Linked DNA regions of Homo sapiens: region 1 is linked to region 2. A link is an interaction called in ENCODE POLR2A ChIA-PET data of the cell type or tissue named here. Cell type or tissue: PC-9. All regions are shown on one strand. Each heading gives the region's core, and the rest is flanking DNA. Links, peaks and the distances in the headings are about the cores only. Region 1 has its middle 92 kb from the start of SH3RF1. Region 2 holds the start of LOC105377527 (a long non-coding RNA gene).

Region 1 (12,128 bases), core at 1,633-9,632, 290 kb after region 2:
TAACAGTTGAATAATACTAAATTGAAAGTTTACCAACAGAGGCCAGGCACAGTGGCTCACGCCTGTAATCCCAGCACTTTGTGAGGCTGAGGTGGGAGGATTGCTTGAGGTCTGGAGTTCGAGACTAGGCTGGGAAGCAAAGCAAGACTCTGTCTCTACAAAAATTTAAAAGTTAGCTGAACATGGTCATGTACACCTGTAGACCCAGCTACCTGAGAGGCTGAGGTGGGAGGACTGCTTGAGTCTAGGAGTTTGAGACTGCAGTGAGTCATGATTTTGCCACTGGACTCCAGCCTGTGTGACAGAGTAAAATCCTGTCTCAAAAAAAAAGAATTATTAATGAGTATGTAGAACATTGATTCCACTTCTTCAGAATGCACATTCTTTTAGGAAAAAGTATATCTCAACAAATTTTAACTAACTGGTATCATATAAAAAAAAAATCAGCAAACTATGCTGTGTAGGCCAAACCCAGCTTGCCATCTGTTTTTATAGATAAAGTTTTATTGGAACAAGTCATGCCCGTGTGTTTATGCATTATCTGTGACTGGTTTTGCACTGCAGTGGCAGAGCTAAATAACAGCAACAGAGAAAATTATATGCTATTGGGATCTTTATTGAAAAATTTTGCCAACCCCTCGATATAGACTGTATTATTTGACCATAGCATAACAAAATAAAATAGTCCAAAAAAAGTTTGGAAACTTAAAAACACAATTGTATATAATACATAGGTCAAAGAAGAAATCAAAAGGGAAGTTGGAAAACAATAAAAGTTGAACAATAACAAAAATAATACAAAACTTGAAGAAAGCAACTACAGGAGTACTTGGAAATGCATATCCTTGTAGGATTTAATAGAAAACAGGGAGACTTAAGATTAATGAACTAAGCATCCAAATTCAAAAGTCAGGAAACTACAGGTTTAACCAAGCAGTGGTAACAGGGATTGGATATACCCTCTTGCATAAAACAACTAATAATTGGATAAAACATATGAAACAATGATTTTCAGACACTGGACATGAGGTAATAGAGGATGATGATCACCAAAAGATAGGAACAAAGTGAGACCTACAATTTGCCTCAGCTTAATGGCCAGAGAAATGTTTCATGCTGAATCACAGACAAAGGCAAACCTGGTGGGGCCCCGCAGCCTTGTTGACTTGAAATGAATCTGAGAGTCTAAAGAGACCAAAGAGGCCGGATCTCACAGGACGAAGTATCCGAGAGGAAAGAGCCTCACAGACAGACAGCTCCAGCTTCAACTGGACTAATGCATGTATAATCGAAGTCCCAGAAAGAGGGGAGAGGGATTGGAAAAGAAAAATATTTTAAGAAATAATAGCCACTTCATGGCTGGGAGCCGTGGCTCACGCCTGTAATCCCAGCACTTTGGGAGGCCGAGGCGGGTGGATCACGAGGTCAAGAGATCGAAACCATCCTGGCAACGTGGTGAAACCCCCTCTCTACTGAAAATACAAAAACTAGCCAGGTGTGGTGGCACGTCTGTAATCCCAGCTACTTGGGAGGCTGAGGCAGGAGAATCTCTTGAACCAGGGAGGCGGAGGCTGCAGTGAGCCAGCATCACACCACTGCACTCCAGCCTGGGTGACAGAGTGAGACTCTGTCTCGAAACATAGGAATAAAAATAAAAAAGAAATAATAGCCAATTAATAGAAACAGAAAGTAGAATGGTTCCTGCTAGGGGTTGGGAGTGGGTGGGAAGTTGTTTAAGGGATTTGGAGTTTCAGTTGAGAAGATGAAAAAAGTTCTGGAGATGGATGGCGGTGATGGTACACAATAATATGAGCACACCTAATGCCACTGAACTGAACACTTAAAAATGATGAAGATGGTAAATTTTATGTTAGTATTTTTTGTCACAATAAACAAATAATGGCCACAAAGTTTCCAAATATGATGAAAACTATGAGCCCACAGATCCAAACACCAAGTACGAGAAACATGCATAAAATGACACTAAGACAAATAATAAAAATCACTGATAAAGACAAATTCTTAAAGGCAGCCAGAGAAAAAAGATGCCCAATTTATAGGCAGTCTGATGGCAAACTTCTTGTCTGAAACAATGGCAACAAGAAGACAGCTAAGTAACATTTTTTAAGGCCTAGAAAAAACCTCTAGTAACAAGAATTCTATAAACATAACAAACATCTTTAAAAAAAAAAAGGCAAAATAAACATATTTTAGACATACGAAAGCCATAAGAATTCATCACTAGAAGACCTTCCCAAAAGAAACCCATTTTACATATTAATATATAAATAGACTAAAGTAAAAGGATTAAAAATTAATACCAGCTAACATTTGCCAAATGAAAGCTGGAGTGGCTATACTAATATTAGACAAGGTAGATATCAGAGCAAACAATATTAGGATAAAGAGGGTCATTTTGTAATGAAAAAGGGGCCAATTTATCAAGAAGACATGACAATCCTTAAATGTTTTTGTATCTAATGATAAAATTTCAAAATATATGAAACATAACCAGATATGACTGCAAGGAGAAGTAGATTAATACACGATTACAGTGTCTTAGTTCTCTTTTGCTGCATAACAAATTACTACAAATTTAACACTGTAAAACAAAATCCATTTATTATCTCATAGTTCTGTAGGTTAGAAGTCTGGCATTGCATGACTGGGTTCTCGACCTAGGCTCTCTTGAGGCTGAAAGCAAAAAGAAAACCAATCAAAACGCTACACTTTAACTTTGTTCCCCTGATTTTTAACTTTTTGTCATTTCTCTGTATGTATCATTGACTGTCCATGTCTTGAAAGGTTGTTGTAGTTATTATTTTTGATTTGCTCATTGTTTAGTCTTTCTACTTGAGTAGTTTACACACCACAATTACAGGGTTATGACATTCTGTGCTTTTCTGTGTACTTACTATTCCTAGTGAGTTTTGTATCTTCCGATGATTTCTTATTGCTCATTAATGTCCTTTTCTTTCAGGTTGAAGAATGCCAATTAGTATTTCTTGTAGGACAGGTCTGGTGTTGATGAAATCTCGCAGCTTTTGTTTGTCTGGGAAAATGCTTATTTCTCCTTCATACTTGAAGGATGTTTTTGCCAGACATACTCTTCCAGGGTAAAAGTCTTTTCCCTTCAGTACTTTAAATATATGATGCCACTCTCTCCTGGCCTGTAAGGTTTCCACTGAAGAGTCTGCTGCCAGATGTATTGAAGCCCCATTGTATGTTATTTGTTTCTTTTCTCTTGCTGCTTTTAGGATCTTTTCTTTATACTTGATCTTTGGGAGTTTGATAATTACATGCCTTGAGGTAGTCCTCTTTGGGTTAAACCTGCTTGTGTTCTATAACCTTCTTGTACTTGAATATTGATACTTTGTCTAGGTTTGGGAAGTACTCTGGTGTTATCTTTTTGAATAAACTTTCTACCCTTATCTTTTTTTCTACCTCTTCTTTAAGGCCAATAACTCTTAGATTTGCCCTTTTGCGGCTATTGTCTAGATCTTGTAGGCATGCTTCATTCTTTTTCATTCTTATTTCTTTTGTCTCTTCTGGTTGTATTTTTAAACAGCCTGTCTTCAAGCTCACTGCTTGTTTCTTCTGCTTGATCAATTCTGCTTTTGAGAGACTGGTGCATTCTTCAGTATGTCAATTGCATTTCTCAACTCCAGAATTTCTGCTTGATTCTTTTTAATTATATCAATCTCTTTGTTAAATTTCTTTGATAGAATTCTGAATATCTTCTCTGTGTTATCTTGAATTTTTTTTGAGTTTTCTCAACACAGCTATTTTCAATTCTCTGTTTGAAAGATCACATATCTCTGTCTCTCCAGGATTGGCCCCTGGTGCTTTGTTTAGTTTATTTGGTGAGATCATGTTTTCCTGGACGGTCTTGATGCTTGCGGATGTTTGTTGGTGTCTGGGCATTGAAGAGTTAGGTATTTATTGTAGTTTTCACAATCTGGGCTTGTTTGTGCCCGTTCTTCTTAGGAAGGCTTTCCATATATTCCAAAGGACTTGGGCTCCAAGCCCAATAATGCTGTGGTTCTTGCAGATTCATAGTGGTACCGCTTGGTGGTCTTGAATAAGATCCAGAAGAACTCTCTGGATTCCTTAATGTTCTCTTCCCTTACTTTCTTCCAAACAAATGGAGTGTCTTGAGTAATACCCCATATGCACAGGTAACCAAATAAAGAATGGACAAATGGAATCACAGCAAGTTAAAAAGCTTCTGCACAGCAAAGGAAACAATTAACAAAGTGAAGAGAAAACCCACAGAATGGGAGAAAACATCTGCAAACTTTCCATCTAACAAGTGATTAATAACCAGAATATATAAGGAAGACAAACAACTCTATAGGAAAATAATCCAATTAAAATGGGCACAAGCTCTAAATAGACATTTCTGAAAAGAAGACATACGAATGGCAAACAGGTATATGAAAAGGTGCTCAACATCATTGATTACCAGAAAAACAAAAATCAAAATTATAATGAGATATCATTTTACCCCAGTTAAAATGGTTTTTATCCAATAGACAGGCAATACCAAATGCTGGCAAGGATATGGAAAAAAGGGAACCCTTATACGCTGTTGGTGGGAAAGTAAATTAATACAATCACTATGGAAAACAGTTTGGAGTTTCCTCAGAAAACTAAAAATAGAGCTACCATATGATCCAGCAATCTCTCTGCTTGGCATATACCCAAAGGAAAGGAAATCAGTCTGTCAAAAGGATATCTGCATGCCCATGTTTGTTGGAACACTGTTCAGAAGAGCCAAGATTTGTCAGCAATCTAGTGTCCATCAACAGATGAATGAATCAAGAAAATGTGGCACATAGACACGATGGAGTACTATTCCAACATAAAAAAGAACGAGATCCTGTCAGTTGCAACAACATGGATAAAACTGGGGATCATCATAAGCCAGGCACAGACAGACAAACTTCGTATGTTCTCACTTATTTGTGGGAGCTAAAATTAAACAATTTCAATTAATTAGTTATTTTAACTAAAACAACTGAATTCATGGAGATAGAGAGTAGAAGGGTGGCTAACAGAGGCTGGGAAGGGGAGTGGGGGTGGGGGTGGTTGAGGGGGAAACGTGGATGGTTAACAGGTAGAAAAATATAGTTAGAGTGAATAAAATGTAGCATTTGATAGCACAGCAGGGTGACTACAGTGATTCTTTATAACACAAAGAAAGAATGAATGCTTGAGGTGATGGATACCTATTTATTCTGATGTGATTATTACACACTGCCTGCTTGTATCAAAATATCTCTTGGACCCTGTAAAAATATGCACATACTATGTACCCGCAAAAGTTAAAAATTTAAAAAATCAAAAGGAAAAAATGGAAGGATAAAAAGTTAAAGATATGCCAGTTAAGTCACTAGTTAAATGTATATCAGTCTGTTTGTATTACTGTAAAGGGATACCTGAGGTTGGGAAATTAATAAAGAAAACAGGTTTGTTTGGCTCATAGTGTCGCAGGTGGTACAAGAATCATGGCACCAGCATCCGTATCTGATGAGGGCTTCAGGAAGCTCCCACTTATGGCGAAAGGCAAAGGGGGAAGCTGCATGTGCAGAAATCACATGGCCAGAGAGGAAGCAAGCCGGGAAGGGAGATGCAGTCTCTTTTAAACAACCAGCTCTCATGGGAACTAACTCACTCACTACCACAAGAGTGGCACCAAGTCATTCGTGAGGGACCTGCCCCCACGACCCCAACACTTCCCACCAAATCCCACCTCCAGCATTAGGGATAAAATTTCAACATCAGGGCCGGGTGCAGTGGCTCACACCTGTAATCCCAGCACTTTGGGAGGCTGAGGCAGGCGGATCATGAGGTCAAGAGATTGAAACCACCCTGGCCAACATGGTGAAACCCCATCTCTACTAAAAATACAAAAATTAGCTGGGTGTGGTGGCGTGTGCCTGTAGTCCTAGCTACTTGGGAGGCTGAGGTGGGACAATCGCTTGAACCCAGGAGGTGGACTTTGCAGTGAGCCAAGATTACGCCACTGCACTCCAGCCTGGTGACAGAGCAAGACTCCGTCTCAAAAAAAAAAAAAAAAAAATTTCAACATCAGATTCAGAGGTGTCAAATATCCAAACTATAGCAATGTAATTTTGAAATCTAGCTGAGCAAATTTTAGCTGAAGTTCCTTGATTGGGCTTCATGGACTGGGAATAATCATCCACATCCCTGCCATACAGGCTCTCAGCTCCTGCTGACGCACTCTGGGTTTCACCCTATGAGTCATTATTTTACAGCTGAGCAGTTTTATCAGACTGCTTTCTGTCTGTAGAATTTGTGATATCTGATATTCTTCTTTCATTTTGTACACACTCTGTCCCCTTTGGTCCAAGCTGTAAGTGTTTCTGCTGGTATGAAATTCTCAAGAACCATATGGGTCTTGAGTTGATTTATTCCATTCAAAGAACTAAACCCACAGATCTTTTGGATATAATCTTTTTTTTTTTTGAGACAGTGTCTCGCTGTGTCACCAAGGCTAGTGTGCAGTGGTATGGCCATAGCTCACTGCAACCTTGATCTGCAGGCTCAAGCAAGCCTCCTGCCTCAGTTTCCCAGGCAGCTGAGACCACAGACATGTACCACCATGCCCAGCTTTTTATTTTATTTTGATTTTTATTTTTTATTTTTTTTTGTAGAAATGAAGTCTCCCTATATTGGCCAGACTGGTCTTGAACTACTGGGCTCAAGTGATCCTTCCATCTGGGCATCCCAAATTGGTGGGATTACAGGCTTGAGCCACTGCGCCCAGCTAATCCTTTTTCTATATTTTGTTTCTACTATGACGGCTGAGGGACAATGCTCTTAGGCTTTCTAGAAGACTTCCAGTTTGATTGAGAACTATGAGGCACACTGTTAATCTCTTGTGAATAAATACTTTGCCATTTTGATCAGTCCAAGGTTCCAGCAAAGAGTTGTAAAGTCACATTTTTGGCATTTATTTTTCTATGCCATGCTTTCAAGAGACATTTCTAAATTTTAGTGTCTTTTGCAATCTGGATAGGCCCCAGAATTTTCTAAATCTAGTCCTATTTTCTTTTTATGTAACAATTCTTCCCTAGCCAGGTGCAGTGGCTCATGCCTGTAATCCCAGCACTTTGATCCACTGAGATGGGTGGATCACCTGGTGCCAGGAGTGCGAGACCAGCTTGGCCACCATGGCAACATCCTGTTTCTACTAAAAATATGTTTTAAAAAAATTAGCTGGGCATCGTAGCACATGCCTGTAGTCCCAGCGACTTTGGGAGGCTAAGGCAGGAGAACTGCTTGAATCCTGTAGGTGGAGGTTGCAGTGAGCTGAGATCACACCACTGCACTCCAGCCTGGGTGACAGAGCAAGACTCTGTCACAAAAAAAAAAAAAAAAAAAAGTTCTTCTCCAATCCTGTTTTTTTTCTCTCACATTTTACTATAAGCAGCAAGAAGAAATCAGAAAACACCTTCACTGCTTGGCTTGGAAATTACCTCAGGTAAATATTTAAATTTATTACTTATGAGTTCTGTACTCCAACATCACTGTAGGACATAATTTTGCTAAAAATTCTGCTAACATATAACAAGAATCTTCCTTCCTCCTGTTTCAATAATATGCTCCTCACTTTTTTTCTAAATCCTCACCAGAAGCATTCTTAATGTCCAGATTTCTATTAATAGTTTGCTCATGATGATGGAGGCTTTCTCTAAGGCAGTTTAGGATTTCTCTATAATCTTCCTCATATTGTTCTGAGTTCCCAACAGCAATATTTTTAACATGAATATTTCTATTAACAGTCTTCTTCTATTCAAGGCAGTCTAGGCTTTTACTACCATGCTCCTCAGAATTTTTACAGCCTCCACCCACTGTCTGATTTCAAAACCAATTCCACATTTTTAGACATTTGTTGTGTCAGCACGTAATTCCAGGTACCAAAATCTATACTCATCTTTTTAACTGCTATGTAACAAAATAACCAGAAAATTAGTGGCTTAAAACAACACTCATTTATCATTTCACAGTTATGTAGGTCAAAAGTCCAAAATCACCAATAGGTCTGTGTTTCTTCTGGAGGCTCTAGAGGCCATTTGTTTCCTTTTCCAGCTTCCAGAGGCTGCCGGTATTTATTAGCTCTTGGCCCTGAATCTATTAAAATATAATATGACTTTCTTGTTGTTTTCTACCAAGATGGTTTATTATTCTTTTTATATATGGCTGGATTTGATTTGCTAAAATATGGTTAAAAATTATTGCAATGATGTCTGTAGTTTTCTCTTGTTCTTTTTTTTAGACGGAGTCTTGCTCTGTCTCCCAGGCTGGAGTGCAGTGGTATAATCTTGGCTCACTGCAATCTCTGCCTCACGGGTTCAAGTGACTCTCCTGCCTCAGTCTTCCAAGTAGCTAAGACTACAGGCGTGTGCCACCACACTAAGCTAATTTTTGTATTTTTAGCAGAGGTGGGGTTTCACCATATTGGCCAGGCTGGTCTTGAACTCCTGACCTTGTGATCCATCTGCCTCGACCTCCCAAAGTGCTGGGATTACAGGCGTGAGCCACTGTGCCTGGCCAGTTTTCTTTCTTTTTAATTTTTTTTTCTTTTTTTTTTGGTATCAGGGTACTACTGTTCTCATAAAAGTAGTTGGTAAGTGTGTCCTCTTCTTTAACATGTTCTGCAGAGATTAAAGAAGATCCTAACCTCTTATCTTTCAGTGACCTTGAGGGTCTGTCAAGTAGGAAATAAAGGTGACGGCAGGGTTGTCCACTGCCTGGCTGAGTGGTGAAGTCATACCCCAATATGCATCTAGAGCCCTAGGCAAAGACTGGGAGACTGATTAGCTCTAGGTGTTTAAGAAAATCTGTTCGTTATTAGCTGACCACTAGGCTAACCATGCAAAAAAACCAGTGGCCATACATGAAAATGAATATACCCTTTACAGAGTTAGTTCAGAAAAGTCACTGAACAAACAGCAACAACACCAAACCACGGGGAGAGAGAAGAATCTGAGTTCCAGAGATACCACATTATATTATTTTAAATGTCCTGTTTTTGACAAAAAATTATGAGACAACAAAAAAAGAAAGTATGGTCCCTATGATGGGAAAAAAGAAATCAACCAATGAAAACCCAAGGAAGCCAAGACATTGGACTTACTAGACAAAGACTTTATATCAGTGAACTGAAGGCAGCCATGTGTAAAAAGCTAAAGGAAAATAGGAAAATTCTGGTTATTTAAATAGAGACTGTAAATAAACTGATAGAAATTATTTTAAAAAGAACTAAATAGAAACTCTTCCATTGAAAAGTAAAATAACTAAAATGATAAACTCACTAGAGAGTCTCACCAGATTTGAGCAGGAAGAATAAAGAAATAGAACATTTGGAAATTGGTAAATTGTTTATTCAGTATTTTTAACTGAAAAAAAAATGAAGGAAAAAGTGAACAGAGCCTCAGAGACCCATGGGACAACATACACATAACAAGAGTCTCAGAAGGAAAAGAGAAAGAAAAGGAGGCAAAAGAGTTTTAAAAACATAATGGCCAAAAACTTCTCATTTGATGAAAATTATTAATCTATCCATCCAAGAATCCTAATGAACTCCAAGTAGGATAAAATCAAGTCAGTCCACACTGACACACATCGTAAGTAAATTTTTGAGAACTAAAGACAAAGAAATAATCTTTAAAGCAGCAGGGGAGAAGTGATTCATCACATATAAATAATCTCAATAAGATTAACAGTTGATTCTTACAAAAGAAATTATGGAGGCCAGAATGCAGTGGTATGACATTAAAATACTGAAAGAAAAATACTGCTAACCAAGAATTCTGTATCTGGCAAAACCATCCTTCAGGCCAGGTGCAGTGGCTCGCGCCTGTAATTTCAGCACTTTGAGAGGCCGAGGTGGGCAGATGACTTGAGACCAGGAGTTCGAGACCAGCCTGGCCAACATGGTGAAACCACATCTTTACTAAAAATACAAAATTTAGCCAGGCTTGGTGGTGTATGCCTGTAATCCCCACTTCTCAGGTGGCTGAGGCATGAGAATCACTCCAGAGGAAATTACATAGGTAAATATAAAAGACAGTATAAATGTATTTGTTGGTTGTAACTTTTATATAACTACCTTACTAAAATGATAACTGTATAAAATAACAATTCTAAATATGTGTTGATGGGCATACCACATATAAATACGTAATTGTATGATAATAACACACAAAGGAAGGGGGGAGAAATAAAGCTATTTTGGAACAGTCTTTGTATACTTTTGCAATTATGTTGCTACTCATCCAAACTAGATTTTTATAAATTAAAATGTTAATTGCAATCCCTAGGACTACAACTAGGAATATAAGTCAAAAATATATAATAAAAAGAAATGACAAGGGAATTAAAGCAGTGTATTAGAAAATCTCTCTTTAGGCCAGGCACAGTGGCTCACACCTGTAATGCCAGCACTTTGGGAGGTGGGTGGATCACGAGGTCAAGAGATTGAAACCACCCTGGCCAACATGGTGAAATCCCATCTCTTCTAAAAATACCAAAATTAGCTGAGCGTGGTGGTGAGCACCTGTAGTCCCAGCTACTGGGGAGGTTGAGGCAGGAGAATCACTTGAACATGGGAGGCAGAGGTTGCAGTGAGCAAAGACTGTGCCACTGCACTCCACCCTGGCAATAGAGCAAGACTGTCCCAAAAAAAAAAAAAAAAAACAAACCAGAAAATCTCTATTTAACATAAAAGAAGGAAGTAATGGACAAATAGGGGAACAAAAAGACATATGACATGTCAAAAGCAAATAGCATTAGAAATTTTATTCATGCAGAAACCTACATATGAACATTTGTAGAAATTTTATTCATAATTGCTTAAACTTAGAAAAAACTAGAAGGTCTTTCAGCAAGTGAATGGATAAACAAATCATGGTACATTCATACAACAGAATATTATTCAGTGCTAAAAAGAAATGAGCTATTGAGCTATTATCACATACTTTACCTTTATCCCCATTCTTTGAGAACTACATTCTTACATATATTAGACCACCTAAAGCTGTCCCACAGCTCACTGATGCTCTGTTCTTTTCTCATTTTAAAAAAATCTCTGTGTTTTAGCTGGGTGTGGTGGCTCATGCCTGTAATCCCAGCAGTTTAGGAGGACAAAGCAGAAAGATCGCTTGAGTCCAGGAGTTCAAGACCAGCTTCGGCAATATAGTGAGACCCTATCTTTACAGAAAATAAAAAATTAACTGGGCATGGTGGCACACACCTGTAGTCTCAGCTACTTGGGAGGCTAAGGCAGGAGGATTGCTTGAGTCTAGTGTGTCGAGGCTGCAGTGAGCTGTGATTGTGCCACTGCACTCCAGCCTGGGTAACAGAGTGAGACCCTGTCCCCTGATTCCCCAAAAAAAAGAAAAGAAAAAGAAAAAAAAAACAACTCTGTGTTTCATTTAGATTATTTTTACTACTGTGCCCTCAAGTTCACTGAACTTTTGCAATAGCTGATTTTCTACTAATTCTATCCACTATATTTTCCATATCAGATACTATATTTTTTATTCCTAACAGTTTAAGATCTTTTTAATATTTTCCATAAAATTTCTTAACATACTTACATTATCTTCTTTCCTTGAATTTGTGGAGTATATTTATAATAATTGCTGTAATGTCTGTGTCTCCTAGTGATATTATTTGCATCACTTCCGAGCCATTTTCCATTGATTGATTTTTCTCCCTATTATGGTTTGTATTTTTCTGCTTCTTTGCATACTTTGTACTTTTCAATTAGACATTGTAATTTGTTTACCTTGTTGGTTGCTAATGTTTTTTGTATTCCTTAACTATCCGTGAGCTTTGTATGGGATGTAGTAAAATTGTTTATAAATATTTTGATCCTTTTGAGGCTTACTTTCAAGTTGGTCCTGTTATGAAGGATCAAAACAGCCTTTAGGCAGAATTTTTCACTGCTACTGAGGCAATACACTTCTGAGCGCTCTACCCAATGCCTTGTGCATTATTAGGTTTTTTCACTCTAGCTGGTGGGAACATTAACTCTTCCTGGCTTTCTTTGTTCCAGAGGTAGTTCTGCCCACTCCTTTCCAGTAGTTCTTTCC
Region 2 (12,128 bases), core at 1,478-9,477:
CGGTCTCAAAAAAAAAAAGAAAAAAAAAAGAAAGTTTTAAATGACATTACCAAACAAAACTTTCAAACTATGTATAAGTACATTGCAATCCACCATGCTAGAAGAAAAACTGAATGATTCTATTCTCTTTAGAGAAAATGAAATTATAAAATTGTTTTCTCTCAAAAGGTCACCTAAGAATACACAGCCAAAAAATACAAGGGGTAGGGGAGTACGATAGAAGTATAGCAAGTGGGCCAGGCGCAGTGGCTCATGCCTGTAATCCCAGCTACAGGAGGCTGAGGCTGGAGTATCTCTTGAACCTGGGAGGCAGAGGTTGCAGTGAGCCGAGATCGAGCCACTGCACTCCAGCCTGGGCAACAGAGTGAGACTCTGTCTCAAAAAAAAAAAAAAAAAAAAAAAGTATAGCAAGTGGTTAATAAAATATTATGTACTTTTTGGAGTTTTATGATTTTGTGTGATTTGTTAGCTTTTGATAATGTGATTTGCTGTACATTCTTTGCTCATTATGTGATAACTATTTATCTACATAACTTTGTATTCTTCTACTTAAAAAGGGCGCCCAGATTCTGTAAGCTTCAGGCCTCCCAAAACCTGGATCCACCTCTGCCCCCTGCAGCATGTGGTAAACTGTTGAAAACAGTATACACTAAATGTGTGTGAATCAAACGCTGCTCCCTCTGCCTCATTAAAAATCATTTCCACTGGGCCAGGCACAGTGGCTCACGGTAATCCCAGCACTTTGGGAGGCCGAGGCTTGCAGATCATCTGAGGTCAGGAGTTTGAGAGCAGCCTGGCCAAAATGGCAAAAACCCCGTCTCTACTAAAAATACAAAAATTAGCCAGGCGCGTGGTGGTGCACACCTGTAATCCTAGTTACTCGAGAGGCTGAGACAGGAGAATCACTTGAACCTGGGAGGCGGAGGTTGCAATGAACTGAGATCGTGCCACCGCACTCCAGCCTGGGCGACAAGAGCAAAACTTCATCTCAAAAAAAAAAAAAAAGTAGTTCTGCCAGATGAGGTGGCTCATGCCTGTAATCCCCGCACTTTAGGAGGCTGAGGTGGGTGGATCCCTTGAGCCCTGGGGCTCAAGACCAGGCTGGGCAACATGGCAAAACCCTGTCTCTACTGAAAATACAAAAAATTAGCTGGGCATGATGGCGCATGCCTGTAGTCCCAGCTACTCAAGATGCTGAGGTGGGAGGTTCGCCTGAGCCCAGGAGGTCAAGGCTGCAGTAAACTATGATCACACCACTGCACTTCTCCTGCCTAGGCAACAGAGCAAGACCCCGTCTCAAAAACAAAAACAAACAAACAAAACTATCAGTTCTTATAGGTGAAAACAGGAATCCAGATGATATGAGGCTCCACCAGATATTAGTGAGGACAGTGTGACCTACATGTGATTTTCTTTGTGGAAGGTTTAAAAACAGAAACATGAGCAACCTTGGTGCGAGACTTAGACCTATAACGAGGGCATCTGCTTTTCCTTACTCAAGCTACACCAGGATTGGGACAAACTAGAGTGATGTCATCTTGATTTTTTTTTTTTTGTCACCCAGGCTGGAGTGCAATGGCATGGTCTCGGCTCACTGCAACCTCTGCCTCCCGAGTTCAAGCGATTCTCCCACCTCAGCCTCCTGAGTAGCTGGGACTACAGGCATGTGCCATCACTCTGGCTAATTTTTGTATTTTTAGTAGAAATGGGGTTTTACTATGTTGGCCAGGCTAGTCTCGAACTCCTGACCTCATGATCTGCCTGCCTCAGCCTCCCAAAGTGCTGGGATTACAGATGTGAGCCATCACACCCGGCCTGTCATCTTGAATTTTATTCACATATTTTGATCTTCATTTATTTGGAGTGAAGGCATATAAGTTATCAAAAATTAAAAATAATATTTTGAAATTTTAAACTGAGGTTCTTTTTCTTCAAAGTTATTGACTCTGCCCCCATTGGCTCAATGGCATTCATTACTTCAGGAGAAAGTGAAAACAGCGAGAACAAAGCAGCCAGGAGGTGCTGAGCGGATGGATAATTCACAATATCTGAAGCCACAGTCGCTTGAAAGAGCTAGTCATGTGAGAGAGAGGCAGTTTTGTTCTGAATTTCAAAATGGCTTAGTTTTAACCCATTTATGGCTGAGGTGGCAATTTTTTTAATTTGAAAAATCAGACCTTGGAAATGCCTTGAGCAGTAGGATATAAATAACTCCCACATGCTTACCGTTCCAATAATGGAACACTAGGCATAAATAAGCAAGATGATAGTAAAAGCTTGGGGGACAGAGCATAGCATTTATAGGTGTTACGATAAAGCAACTTGTCCAATCTGTGGCCAGGATGGCTTTGAATGCAGCCCAACACAAATTCATAAACTTTCTTAAAACATTATGAGACTTTTTGAATTTTTTTTTTTTTTAGCTCATTAGCTATCATTAGTGTTAGCATATTTTATATGTGGCCCAAGACGATTCTTCTTCCAATGTGGCCCAGGAAAGCCAAAAGATTGGACACCCTGCTCTAAAGGATGCAGCTCATGGCACAAGGTCATTTCTCCACCATAAAAGAAAGCAATACAAATTGCTGCCCAGGCATGGTGGCACACATCTGTATTGCCAGCTACTTAGGAGGCTGAGGCAGGAGGATTGCTTGAGCCCAGGAGATCGAGGCCAGCCTGAGCATAGCAAGACCCTATTCCTTAAACAAAAAAAATTTTTTGGCCGGGCGCAGTGGCTCATGCCTGTAATCCCAGCACTTTGGGAGGCCAAGGTAGGCGGATCACGAGGTCAGGAGATTGAGACCATCCTGTCTAACACAGTGAAACCCCGTCTCTACGAAAAATACAAAAAAATTAGCCGGGGCCGGGCACGGTGGCTCACGCCTGTAATCCCAGCACTTTGGGAGGCCGAGGTGGGAGGATCATGAGGTCAGGAGATCGAAACCATCCTGGCTAACATGGTAAAACCCCGTCTCTACTAAAAATACAAAAAAAAATTAGCCGGGCGTGGTGGCGGGCGCCTGTAGTCCCAGCTACTCAGAAGGCTGAGGCAGGAGAATGGCGTGAACCTGGGAGATGGAGGTTGCAGTGAGCCGAGATTGCGTCACTGCACTCCAGCCTGTGCGACAGAATGAGACTCTGTCTCGAAAAAAAAATTTTTTTAATAAGCATTAAAAAAATAGCTTTCCTGGCACTGCAAAAGCTTACTGGGGGAGGGGGGGGAAATAAAGGCTTTCCTGACTCAGCACCCAGGGAACTGGGGAGCAGAAATGGGGGAGGAGAGAAGAGTTGTAAGAGATACAGACAGAGGTGTGCTTGTTCCCAAGGGGGCGGTGGCTCTGCCTCCTTAGCCGACATTTCACTGGCAGGGGACAGAGAGTACAGGGGTAAGGGCAGAAGGGACGTGGCCCTTGTTTGCTCTAAAACCCTTGCTTCCAGCACCACAAGAACATGAGAGGGGAGAGAAGCAGAGCGGAAAGGCAGGCAGGGCAGACCTGGACTGAAAATGGGCCTCCAAGAACCGCCCCACCTGAGTCTCCCCTACTTCCTTCCTGTGTGGGGAAATCAGGGGAAGAGCCCGTAGCGCCTGGTGAGGGTGAGGAAGGTGGCAGAGAATGAAGCCTTGGCCAGAGCAGCACTGCCACTGCAGTGACGGGGCCTGGCCGGCAGGGAACAGCCACCTCTCCTTTTGTTGCCTAAGAGCAGCTGACAAACTGGGTCAATGGTGAAGGCAACAGTGACCAAGACTGACACGCACCACCAAGGCAACAAGATGTCTCCAAGGCCAAGGGGGGCCGGAGAACAGGAAGCATGGGACAGACCTGGGGCTCATCCAGAGGAGGAGATGAGGGAGTGTGGCCCTGATGGAATTAAAATCCTGGATTGACTGAGGAATTACCCTAAAGAAGCTTTGAAACCAGAAGGGTGTCAGTTATCCTAAAGTGCCAAGATGAAGAGTTTTCCACTACTTCATAAGTAAATTGAGTACAGTTATAGAGAAATAATGTTTCATTTTTGCAGCTCTGAGATGTCACTGTAAACTTGAAACCCACTACACATTAGAAATACCTGCCCTCAGGCCGGGTGCGGTGGCTCATGCCTGTAATCCCAACACTTTGGGAGGCCAAAGTGGGCAGATCACGAGGTCAAGAGATCAAGACCATCCTGGCCAACATGGTGAAACCCCCGTCTCTATTAAAAATACAAAAATTAGCTGGGCGTGGTGGTGGGCGCCTATAGTCCCAGCTACTCAGGAGGCTAAGGCAGGAGAATCACTCGAACCCGGGAGGTGGAGGTTGCAGTGAGCTGAGATCATGCCACTGCACTCCGGCCTGGGTGACAAAGTGAGACTCTGTCTCGAAAAAAAAGAGAAATCCCTGCCTCCCTTTTATGTTCCCAAAATGTTCCCACCACAGAGGCAGCCTTGTACACTGACAATTTGCCTACATTTGGTGGGGTGTGATTGCAAGACCAGGACCAGACAGCAATCAGCACTACTTTGAGCTTCCAGAAATCTAATCTGGGGAAGTATTCAGGCAAGAGATACATTGATCTCTTATAGAGGACACAAAGACATGAACATTGATAGCCCTGTTGTCATCTTAAAAATCATAATTAGGCCAGGTGTGGTGGCTCACACCTTTAATCCCAACACTTTGGGAGGCTGAGGTGGGTGGATCACCTGAGGTCAGGAGTTTGAGACTAGCCTGGCCAACGTGATGAAACCCCTTCTCTACTAAAAATACAAAAATTAGGCAAGCGTGGTGGCGGGTGCCTGTAGTCCCAGCTACTCAGGAGGCTGAGGCAGGAGAATCACTTGAACCTGGGAGATGGAGGTTGCAGTGAGCTGAGATCATGCCATTGCACTCCAGCCTGGGAGACAGAGCAAGACTCCATCTCAAAAAGAAAATCATAATTACTTTCATGATGTGTACTCTAAGGCAATCTGATAAGTAGTAGGGTATCTGTTCTTTCCCTCATTTCTCTCCCACCCTTACTCTGACTGGTATCTTGGAAGCAGAAAATTCTAATGCAATATTTGCTATGAGTGTTGTCTTTAAATGTCATCCACAATGATTAGGAAGCCCTCACAGACACCAGCCCTGTTTAGCTGGGTGCAGCCGACCAGGTGTTCAACCAGTTTGACTACTCCGCCTCCCTTTGTTAGGCCTCTGAATTATTTATCTCCTGGTATGCGAGTGAGAGACTCAGACTGTGGCTCTCCACATGCCCTGGAGCTAAACGTCCTTGTTTGTTTTCTCCGGAGTAATTTCACTTATTCCCCTCTCCCCTCTCTACAAGGAAGCTGTGGTTCACAGGTATCCATGACTATAATGATTCATGAGGAATCGAAATAAAGGCATTACAAACCCTCTAGATAAAATGAGGACATTCTTTAAGTTCTATTATAAATTGAGTGTAGCCCAAGAATTCAACGGAGAATGAATAAGAGATTACCGGTTGTCTGGTTAGAGATTAGTGGTTGCCCCCAGGGAATAGCTTGTTGGCTTGTGTGGGCGGCCAGAAAACACGGCAGCCTCAGCTCTCTTTGGAGTCCTTCCTTCAGAGAGGAATTGACTTCCTAGCAATTCATTTCCCCGTGATTGTGGCCCATGCTCACAGAGGCCAAAACAAACAGGCCCAGGAAGATTCTTACCGTGGCCAGTGGAGAGCCCGGCCTGGCAGCACCCCTCAGGCTTCGCCGCTGCCTTGTGTGCATCCCAAGCAATCTTTGTCAGCATCCCCATGGCCACAAAACTTCCTTTTTAAAAAAAAAACGAAAAATGTAGTTTAAATGTTCACATGCACATCACAGCTAACTTCTATTACCTTTAAAAATGCTTTTAAATTTTTTAGACTTTATTTAGTGTAAAATTAAGTTTAGCCCAATGCTGCCTCCTTATAGTTTACATTCTGCCTAAAGCTGTGCTCATGCATAGTGCACTGTCACCTGACAGGGTGTGTAAACACACGGCTGCCTACTCTTGTGTCAATCACCCAGTTCCGGCCAAAGGCGGGCAGTTCTTCAAACCATGAACAAACAAGGCAATCATCCAGCAGTAACCAGCCTGGCTCTTTCTGTGCCTCGCTTCTGTTTCCTGTACATCCCTTTCCTTTTTCTGTCCGTAAATCTTCCTCCACCATGTGCCTAAGCTGGAGCTTCTCTGAACCCATTCTGGTCCAGGGGCTGCCCTATTCACAAATAATTTTTTGCTCAATTAAACTCTGTTAAGTTAAACGTCTCTGTGGTTTTTCTTTTAACATTAGAGACAGGGTCTCACTCTGTCACCCAGGCAGTGGTGCAATCATGGCTCACTGCAACCTCTATCTTCTAGGCTCAAAAGATCCTCCCACCTCACCTCCCGAGTAGCTGAGACCATAGGCATATGCCACCACACCTGGCTCATCTCTCCTTTGTAATGCCTTATGTTTTCATTAAAAAAAATATACTCTTAAGGCTGAAAGTTCGTTTAGACTAAACATAGCTTGAGGCCCCTTGACAGCACCCCTGGATGCTGGCCATCCAGTCTCGAATCTGAACGTCTTCAGTGACAGGGAGGTAACTTGCTCCCTCCCAACATAGACTCATCCACTTTTGGGTTGCTCCAGTGGAAACCCTTTCTTAGACTGAAGATTCCCTATAATTTACATCAATTGTACCTAATTTCATGCCTTGACACCCCGTGGGATAAATCGTACCCATCTTCCATGTGAAAGCTCTGTAGAAAATTGGTGACCACTATGTCATCACTCCCCCCATGGCCCTTCTTCATGGCCGAGCTCCTGCGGTGGTATCATTCTTCCTCTACGAAGGGGCTGAGAGTGTCTACCACCCCGCTGCTCCCCTCTGAACAGCCTCCAACTCGTCGAGCCCTTTGAAAACTGTGGTGCACATAGCTTGGCACAGGGCTCAGCTGTGGTCTCTCCAGTGCAGAATGAGGCAGAAGGCTTTGTTGGAAATACCATACATCTATTAATGCAGCCAAGGATTTAATGAGCTTTCTTGGCAACCACATGAAATTATGGCTTTTTTTCTTACCAGCAACTACATATTTGAGTGGTTGGATTTTGTAAACCAAGACCAGAGCCTTCCGTTTACCATTATGGACTTTATCTTGTAATATGGGCTGATTCATTCAGACTTTTAGAGATCTTCTGGGGTTTTGATTTTGCCCTTCAATGTATTAGTATTCCACTCATTCTCTGTGTCACCTGCAAATACAACAAGTTTATTTTTGGTCTTTGGCCAAGCCACTGATAAAACAAAAACAAAAACAAAAAAACACAACAACAACAAAAAACCCTCATGTGGCACGATAATGCAGAGTTCTGTGGTATTCCAATAAAACCAGTCCTCTGGATTAAAAAGAATCAATTAATTAGCAAGCTTTGGCTATGATCCTTCAACCCGTTAAAAACCAGCACAATTACCCTATCCCTCAACCCCTGTGAGGACAACATTAGCCATTCTTTACGGCAGCTCATCATCTGACCCCACTTTCTGCGTGGGAGAATTCCCTACTTTGCGAGTCTGTCAGAAGGCAGAGACCACCTCCTCCCATGAGAAGTGAAACAGGTCAGCATCTGGCTTTCCCAGCTCCCTCCATAGCTAAGGTGTGGGCATATGATCTGGGCTCCACCAAACAGAGGCATTGGGCTGAACTTTGACTCAGGAGCTGGAGAGGCAAAAACGTTGGGACTTTAAGGACTCTGTTTTGGCAGAGGATGGGGACAGCTTTATACCCTTTTCAGGACACCAGGGTTAGTGTTAGCCGTGTCAGCAGGGCAAACCTTGGTGTTCATGCCGATGTTGACAAGCTGTCATGCCCTCCAAAGACCAGGGCTGTGATTGTGGATGCGGCTCTGCATCCAAAAATCCATAAATCACATCAGATGTAGGATATCTGAGCCTGATTGTCTGGCCCTTCTGGACAGCTGGTAAACTTCCCTATATCCTTGAATAAAATCCCTTTTCTGTTTAAACTCACTAGAATTTGTTTCTGTTCTTTGTGACCTAAAAGCTGCGAGTGATACTCTGCCTCTGTACCTTATCCCCAGGGCACCCAAGCAACTATGTCAGTTTCCTTTCTGAAGTGTAGAGGGACCATATCCATCTTGTATCTCTAAGTTTGCCAGTGGAGTAATCCTATCAGAAAAGGAGATGGAATCAGGCTAACACAATTTGCTTTTAGTGACATGGGGCTGACTATAATCACTGCCTGCTGGTTTCTAAGAGCTCAGAAACCACCTTCTAGCATTCTCTTCAACACTCTCACCAAGAATCAATCTCAAGCTTACTGATCTATAGGTCATAGAACCCACCTTCTTTTTCTTTTTGAAAATTAGAATTACGTATTTCCCATCTCTGTGGCTCGGTTATTTTTCATAATTCCTAGAGATCATCCAAAAGATTTCCCAATCACCTCCACAAATTCTTTCCATTTTCTTTACTATGAAAATATTCTCATACCATCTCCTCATAGGTTTGATTTGTTCTTTTTGATTTGAAAAATGTTCTTTTTTGAGAAGACAGAAGCAGAGCAAGAGTTAAGGAATTCCATTTTCTGTGTTATGTTTGAATATTGCATTGTCCAGTTGACACTACAGACATTCCTCAGAACCTGTCCTAGACCTGCAGACAAAGGCGAGGCATAGCCCATCTCTCTGCAATTTCAAATATCTAAACCCAAACCCCATGCCCTCCAGTCTAAATACACTGTCTTAGTCCATTTGGGCTGCTGTAACAAAATACCTTAGACTGGGTAATTTATAAAAAGCAGAATGTGGCCGGGCGCGGTGGCTCACCCCTATAATCCCAGCACTTTGGGAGCCTGAGGTGGGCAGATCACTTGAGGTCAGCAGTTCAAGATCAGCCTGGCCAACATGGTGAAACCCCATCTCTACTAAAAATACAGAAATTAGCTGGGTGTGGTGGCAGGTGCCTGTAATCCCAGCTACTCTGGAGGCTGAAGCTGGAGAATAGTTTGAACCTGGGAGGTGGAGTTTGCAATCCCAGCTAATCTGGAGGCTGAAGCAGGAGAATAGTTTGAACCTGGGAGGCGGAGGTTGCAGTGAGTCGGAGACTGCACCACTGCACTCCAGCCTGGATGACAGAGCGAGACTCAATCTCAAAAAGAAAAAAAGTGCGGAATTTTATTGCTCACAGTTCTGAAGGCCGAGAAGTTCAACATCAAGGTGCCACCGGATTCGGTGCCTGGTGAGGGCCCTCTGCTTCATACAGGGCACCTTCTTGCTGCATTCTCACATGGTGGAAGGAGGAAAGGGGCAAGCAAACTCCCTCAGGCCTCTTTTATGGCGGGATTATTCCCATTCACGAGGGTTCTGCCCTCATGACCCAACAGCCCCACCTCTTAAAGGCAAAACATTGGAGATTCGATTTCAACAGATGAGGGAGTCTCTGAGCCTACTCTAGCTCAGAAGGTTACCTGCCAAAAAAAAAAAAAAAAAACAAGGAAAGAAAAAGAAAAAAAAAAGAAGATTTCAACATGTGAATTTTGGAGGGATGCAAACACTCACACCATAGCGCTGTCCTTGAATATAGTATGTGCCTTATGAATGCTAGTGGCATAAAGCTAACAAAAGGCTATAACTTATCCCAGGCATACCTGCTTGGCTTTTGAACCTCATTTCTGTCACTGTACACTTACAGCCTACCATAAAAAATATTAATGATCACATAAAAGGTGGTTTATATTATCCAGGTCTTATTTAGTATCATTAAACATCACTGTTAGTCTCATTTAATATAGCTAACTTATAATTGGCCAAAAAAAGCATTGCAGGCCAGATGTGGTGGCTCACACATGTTATGCTAGAACTTTGGGAGGTCAAAACAGGCGGATCGCTTGAGCCCCAGGATTTCAAGACCAGCCTGAGCCACATAGTGAGACCTTGTCTCCACAAAAAATTAAAATTAAATAAGGATTGCAGGCCGGGCGCAGTGGCTCACGCCTGTAATCCCAGCCCTTTGGGAGGCTGAGGTGGGCAAATCACCTGAGGTCAGGAGTTTGAGACCAGTCTGACCAACATGGAGAAACCCTGTCTCTACTAAAAATACAAAATTAGACGGGCATGGTGGCACATGCCTGTAATCCCAGTTACTCAGGAGGCTGAAGCAGGAGAATCACTTGAACCTGGAGGCGGAGTTTGCGGTGAGCCAAGATCGCGCCATTGCACTCCAGCCTGGGCAACAAGAGCGAAACTCCATCTCAAAAACAAACAAACAAACAAACAAAAAAGCATTGCAATATTATTCCAAATTGTTTTTTAAAAAGCACAAGTCTTAAAATCATAATTATTTTTTTTGAAACGGAATCTTGCTCTGTCCCCCAAAGTTCTGGGATAACTCCCAAAGTTCTGGGATAACAGGCTGGAGTGTAATGGCGCGATCTCAGCTCACTGCAACCTCTAGCTCCAGGGTTCAAGCGATTCTTCTGCCTCAGCCTCCTGAGTAGCTGGGATTACAGGCATGCACCACCACGCCCAGCTAATTTTTGTACTTTTAGTAGAAACAGGGCCTCACCATGTGGCCAGGCTGGTCTCGAACTCCTGAGCTCAAGTGATCTGCCAGCCTTGGCCTCCCAAAGTGCTAGAATTATAGGCATGAGCCACTGTGCCCGGCCTATTTTTTAGTTCTAAAGCATGCGTATGTTCAATACTCAGTTGCTTTAACTAAAGGTTTCATTTTTCTATTCACTCAAACAAGTCTCTCTGAGATGGCTACTTTGTAGAAGGCACATTCTCTAACTCTGCCTGCTTTTCAATTCAACCCAGCAGCATTCTTTCATGAGAACTAAGTTGTTAGACTGTTTGGTGTCCTGGAAGTGTTAAGTGACTCCAAGATGTGGAGAAGTTAAGACACCGTGAAGTGACCAGGGCTCCTTGGTGGAACTCAGTTGTTTCTTCTGCTTCAGAGGCTGGGTTCCATGAAGCGCTCCAGAAGAATTCTCCATACATCACGCCCAGAATGCCTCTTTTTCTTCTAAATTCCCAATGAAATGATCTCAAGAAACCTGGTTTAAAAAACCATATATACATATATATTTTGAGATGGGGTCTCACTCTGTTGCCCAGGCTGGAGTACAGTACTGCGATCACGGTTCACTGCAGCCTCAACCTCCAGGGCTCAAGTGATCCTCCTGCCTCAGCCTCCCAAGTAGCTAGGACTATAAGTGTGTGCCACCACGCCAGGCTAAATTTTGTATTTTTTGCAGAGACAGGTTTTCACCATGTTGCCCAACCTGGTCTTGAATGCCTGGGCTCAAGCAATCTGCCCACCTTGGCATCCCAAAGTGCTGAGATTACAGGCGTGAGCCACCACACCTGGCCTAAAAAACATACATTTTGATATAAATATTCCAAAGTGTGTGTGTGTCTGTGTGTACTTTAAAACCTATTTAATTCCTAGTAGGTAAGGGATAATGTCATTCACTTGACTGAAACTTAGATTGAGGCCAAGATCAGAGAGAAAGAAGGACCAGCCAGGTCATGATCCATTGCACTGGAGGGAAGAATCCTGCCTTTGAGAAAGGAGGCACCCTCAGAAGGAGCCTACTGATCTCTCTGGTTGGGGTGAGGTGGGGTAAAGCTGAGAGGAGGCCATGGGCCATTGGAACCATCCCAGCTTGCCCCACTGATGCCTCTTAGCTTCCCGGATGCCGGATCCCATGCCAGGGAGACTTCGCTGACGTGCTCGGGCTTACCCTGAGCATAGACGGGCTGCTGAACGAGTCGCATCTCTCTCAACCCAGGCTTCCAGGAGGGCAGCTGCATAGGTAGAGAAAGGCCAGCACCCTGGATAATTTCAGATGGGCTTGAGGCATGTGTGTGACGGGTGCCTTTTAAAGTAGCACCCTACCAGAAATGGACTTTGTGTCATCTCCTTCTTGGTAAGAGTGGAAGAGGGGACCCTCCCTTGCAGGAGTAGGTCAAGGATCCACATTGTCTGGAGAAAAGGGGCAAACTCACAAGACACTTTGGGCTTTCAGGGTTTAAGAAGACACCTGCTCAGTTCCCAGGAGAGTAGATCCCTGGACAGCGGGTGTGGGGGATGGTCTTGGTCCACAGGGTGGTGATAATCAGAGCGGGAGATCATCCCAAGCCGGGGT

What was found. Peaks named below come from ENCODE experiments on the same cell type or tissue, not always from the same donor. Only the 100,000 strongest peaks of a DNase experiment are listed, where the experiment ranks them.
Region 1: POLR2A ChIA-PET joins it to region 2 with 22 read pairs; 3 of 35 experiments call an interaction of 5 or more read pairs at or near these places.

Annotation. Positions count from the first base shown.
Region 1 is chr4:169,357,248-169,369,375 of GRCh38, forward strand. No RefSeq gene overlaps it. Among named protein-coding and RNA genes, the nearest start is that of SH3RF1, 92 kb to the left of the region's middle. In PC-9, for the core only: no CTCF peak of the experiment used is centred there; a DNase peak (open chromatin) is centred at 6,214; H3K27ac peaks cover 1,164 bases.
Region 2 is chr4:169,064,989-169,077,116 of GRCh38, forward strand. It overlaps LOC105377527 (a long non-coding RNA gene), which reads right to left and starts at 9,285. Exons shown (of 5, transcript XR_939429.3): 1 at 9,165-9,285; 2 at 7,040-7,212; 3 at 5,657-5,761. RefSeq lists enhancers at 4,862-5,816, 9,046-9,545. In PC-9, for the core only: no CTCF peak of the experiment used is centred there; DNase peaks (open chromatin) are centred at 5,283 and 5,993; H3K4me3 peaks cover 1,497 bases; H3K27ac peaks cover 3,296 bases.